Regions from separate parts of the Homo sapiens genome. Here region 2 is linked to region 1. Evidence: read pairs that join two places in POLR2A ChIA-PET (ENCODE). Cell type or tissue: Panc1. All regions are shown on one strand.

Region 1 (2,500 bases):
TGTGTACAGGGTACAGTTTCAATTAGACAGAAGGGATAATTTCTGAAGATGTAATATACTCATGGTGACTATGGTAAATAATAATAGAGTAGATTTCAAACATTCTCATCACAAAAAATGATAAGTATGTGAGATGATAATGTGCTAATCAGTTTGATTTAATCATTCCACAATGTACTTCAATCAAAACGTCACAGTGTACACCATGCATATAGCCGAGTTTTCATTTCTCATTTTTAAAAAGTAAAAAAAAATAAAATAATTTAAGTCTTCTATCTCCAAATACATCACTAGAACAAGACATGCTTTTTGGAGAGGAGAGATGCAGCAATTGGTTTATATCGCATTTGCCAGTGAAATAAATTTAATTATTGGGACTGTTTGAATAAAATATATTAAAATATTTTTAAAAATTTAAAATGTTAACATGGTATCATTGACGAAGGCATAGCTTCCAAATTTAGAGAAAATATGTAAAGAAATAAGTGTTTTTACACAGAAAAAATTAAAAATAGTTAATAACAAGGAGGACATAAAACAAATAAGTCGAAATGAGGTAATGCAGTTTTAAAATCATATTCTTGAGGGATAGATCAGGAGATGAAAAATAGCGTATTTTAAGAGATATTTTTAAAGCAGGCTATGAAATAATAGGTTTTATTTTCTCTGAATATAGCTTTGGAAAATATAGAGCAAAGAATGGTAAGTTTTAATGGTGATAGTACAGATATATATTTTAAGATATTTATGCTTTTTAGAAATTACCTACAAAGATCTTAAAGTTCTTCTGTAACTTGAAAAACAATTCAAAATATAGGCCATTTTTAATTGAATTTTATGCATAGGTTTCAATTAAGATATTAGGCAATAGGCTTTTCCCTAATAGCTGCTCCCAAAGAAAAAAGAATTTCTCTAGGCAAAGCCATCTTTTAGCGGTTGGTAGATTTAATCTGACTCAAGCCTCGCTAAAATATCTTCCAATGTTTTTAGGTTATACTGTCTATATATTCTTAATAAATATTTATCAGCCCTGTAACTGAAGTTTCCCCAGAGTAGTAGGTAAGAAAGAAATGTGATGAGAATTCCACTCCACAGCAAGCTTTTTCTCTTTCCTTTTCTTATCCAACACTCCCCCTCACATATCTATGCCAGAATTTTTTCATACGAGCTAAAGCTGTTCTCTAAAACACAGAATGAAAGACTTAGCCCTTTCTCTAGCCAATTTTTCCCATGCATGTGATATTGCCAAAGTCATATTTATTCCCCTCAAATACTCCATTCATTAATAATATGCTGACTCCAAAACAATGAATTTTTTTTAAAGAACCGAAGAAATGCGATATTGAGGGAGCTTCAAATGGCACTGATCTTAGCTGGATGTATTCTAAGCTTATCATCACTCACTCGTGGTACTAGCAATGATTGTTTCGCACATGGCAAAATCATACATAGGTAGGAAAAAGAAGTTTATGATACTGCAAGTCTGGCCCAATGGGCAAAGTTCAAAGATCCCATGAATTTGAAGTGATTTCCTCCACTTCAGAAGTGGAAGGGGAAAACGTTCTGTATTTTCTTGTGATTGATTTAATAAAAGCAAGTGAATATTTAAAAAAGTATATGATTATAGATCCTATACAAAATTGTCCTAAAATTGTGAGAAAATTAAATTATACAATTGATGTACTCATATATTTACCTTTACTTGCAATACCTTTTCTCTCAAGTACATTGAGATAATATTCAGTGTAAGTATCAGTGAGAACTTATTTAAGTCCTCAGCGAACATTCTAATATAAATATCCTTAGCCTAGGATCATAAGTATAAAAATATTGTGAATATAAAATCATAATATTCAAACTGGTTCATAACTATATGCCCATGCAAGTTTTCTGAGGAGTAAATAATGAGTTTTATAGATGCTCCCTAAATAAAGAAACAAGGAAACTATGTCACAGTTTTATTAAGATTACAGGAATTTGGAATGTTGAATACTACATTAAGGACAATAGTGAATGAATAAATCAGCAAATACATGATTTTTAAAGGTGCTCCCTAAATAAACAAGGAAAACAATGTCGCAGTTTTATTAAGATTACAGTAATTTGTAATGTTGAATACTGCATTAAGGACAACAGTGAACGAATGTGTGTGGGCCCACGTGTATGTGTCTTCTGTCTCTGATTGTCAGCCAGTTTCCCTACATTATACATGTGCCTATGTAACCTTGGAAAAATAAACATATACTTAACACTTTTGTTAACTTTATTATTATAGGACACAGAAATAATAAAAAGGAAGTGCTTTCAGGCAGATGGAAGGGATCAGAGAAGAGACGAAGGCATGGAATACAAAATGAAACAGCAGAGAGTGCTAGAATTCAGAGTTGGAAGAAGCCATCAGCCTGGAAGAAAATCTGGCCCAAGACAGAGAAAGGTAAGAAAGCAATTAAGAGTAAGCTCAGATGTCTCTGACGTATCAGTTTTCTTTAGAATGCATTTA
Region 2 (2,500 bases), 210 kb before region 1:
ATTAAAAGTCTCTCCATGTGTTATTTTCTTTTTCTCCTCAGCTTTGCTCATTGCATCTTATTTGGCAGTATTCCCATCAAAATACACCAAATGTTGTTTCCTTTAAGGTAATCCCTCAAATTTGCAGGTCCCCCTAATGATGGCGGACCTGCCTGCAGAAAGCAGTAGTGACTGTGCTCTTTCTGCCAAAGGCTGAGCACCAAGGAGATGAATGGAAAGCAGCTGAGCTGAACACGCCCCATTTATCTTCCCAAACTTACCAACTAGAAAAGATACTCCAATGTGGTTGTGTTTGATTTAGGGAAAGTGCAGGAAGAAGTGCGGAGTACGTTACACTAATTGAATACCCTCCATAGGAAGAAAACATCAGGAGTGAGGAGAAAGTTTTGTCTTTTAACTACGTGACTGAGAGGCTCTTTTAGGCTTGTAACGGAGATTTAAAGGAGCAAAGCATTTTTTTACCCTAGGAGAAGGTTGAGTATTCTTGTGCAAGTGTAGCTATTGCTATGTAACACTATAATATTTCCACTGTGGAATTTGGGGAAGAGATAGACACGTTCACCAGGACAGAGTGAATTTTGTTAGAGGAATCTGCTCTTCCTCCACACCTGCCCTCTGCAGTGCACCTCACAGTGATCTGACTTCAGACCCCTTTCGTTCCCTAAACCATCTTGCTTCAATGTCAACAGCGATCTCCTGAGGGCCAAATCCAGCAAACATTTCCCAGTTCTCCTCCAACGTGATTGCTCTTTGATATCTGAAACTATGCTTTTGGAAATCGTTTTCAATGTCTCTTTTTCAAAACTCTCATCTTCCTTGGCTTCCTTAACCCTGCATTCTCCAGGGTCGTTAGCTGGACCTCTGAAAGCTCCTCTCCTTTCTCCTCTTCTAAGACATCATCCTTTGTGCACTCCTTGAACAAAGTAATTCCTTAGGTGTCTGCCCCCAGCTCCGCTGGCATCTAGTTGTAGACTTTTTACCTTGGCAATGTACTTTTGGCTGTGGTTTCTACAACAATCCCCATGAAAGTAACTCGGCTGTAAATGAAACTCTCAACTTTCTACGGAACATACATGTATTTTCAATATTCAAAGTAAATATGTCCAACACTAATTTTTTTTTATCAGAACTTGCTTTCCTTTATATATTCATTTCCTCAGTCAATCAGATCCTCATTCTTAAGTCACTGAGGTCAGAAATTGCCTGGTCACATAGTCATGTTGAAGGCTGTTTATCTTAGAGATTTGTCATGCTCTGGAATTAGTTAGATCTAGGTTCAGGCCCAGCTCTGCAATTACCAGCTATGTGATCTTCAGCAAGCTACCGAATTCCCATCCCTTCCCTTATCTGTAAAACAGACATAGTAAGCAGAACGCACCTCACAGGGCTGTTAAGGAAGATTTAATGAGATAAATGTGCATGGAGTCCTTAATACACTGGTGGACGCAGAGAAATCTGATATTTACCTGTTATTACAGTGTTTGTTGTAACTCTGGATTGTCTTTAAATTATGTGCCCTTCTTTTATATCTGCTGCCATTACCTTATTTCCTTTCCTCATGTGAATTATTGCATCCGACTAGTTTCTTTGTTTATAGTTTCTCACCCTTTAAATCCATCATTTCTACTGTCACAAACTTTACCTTATGATAGCCCAGACCTATTCATGCCACACTCTGCTGCTTTAATACCCTACTGGCTCCTGTTAGTCTACAAAATAATGTTCAGTCCCTAGCATGGTAGCCAGGGCTTTTAATAATATGCTTACAACCTGCTTTCTTCCTCACACACTTAGGCTGCAGGCATGCTGGACTTTTCACTGTCCCTGAGTGCACTTTCATAAACACATGACTTTTTGGCAAAAAAAGAAAAGGAAAAAAAAACTCTCAGCCTGAAATTCTCTAAGCTGTTCATGCTGCAAATATGAATGAAAATTTTTTTCTTTTCTACTTGATTGACAAATTTTATCTTACTGTCCTCGTGCATGTATACATTCATATACATACACAATATTTATATTTAACCTCATAACAGTGGTTTACTTGTTCATGCCTGCAACAACGTTTTAAGCTCCTTAAAAGCAGGGACCATGACTAATTCTTCGAACTTAGTCACCATATCTAGTATGGCCATAGTGGATGATTAGAAAACACATAAGGAAATGAACTTGTAACTCTAATAACCTTCTAAGTTAGGGTTTTAAGATTGTGGATTCTACTCTTTCACCAAGTTAGCTTATGTTTTGATAAGTATTTGCCTCTTTAATATTTCGATGGTACTGTGCAAGGAAATCCATGGCCTGTTAACAGCAGCTGGCCATGTTAGCTTGCCCATGAAGAACAGAGAAAATGTGGGAGGCAATACGGTGACAGTGGTGTAATTAAAATGTTAAAAATTAAAACTGAAATGTAACTGCTAGTTATAATAAGTAAATAGATCAACATAAGATTTTTAAATTAAAGTAGCAAGAACAGTTACAGCAAGAGTCCAGATGGACAGCG

The links. ChIA-PET counts read pairs that join two places held together with the same protein. Peaks named below come from ENCODE experiments on the same cell type or tissue, not always from the same donor. Only the 100,000 strongest peaks of a DNase experiment are listed, where the experiment ranks them.
Region 2: POLR2A ChIA-PET joins it to region 1 with 6 read pairs; 2 of 35 experiments call an interaction of 5 or more read pairs at or near these places.

The regions. Positions count from the first base shown.
Region 1 is chr4:176,759,494-176,761,993 of GRCh38, forward strand. All of the region lies in intron 1 of VEGFC (vascular endothelial growth factor C), which reads right to left. Among named protein-coding and RNA genes, the nearest start is that of VEGFC, 32 kb to the right of the region's middle. In Panc1, no CTCF peak of the experiment used is centred here; no DNase peak of the experiment used is centred here; H3K27ac peaks cover 281 bases.
Region 2 is chr4:176,547,545-176,550,044 of GRCh38, forward strand. No RefSeq gene overlaps it. Among named protein-coding and RNA genes, the nearest start is that of HAFML, 110 kb to the right of the region's middle. In Panc1, no CTCF peak of the experiment used is centred here; a DNase peak (open chromatin) is centred at 1,288.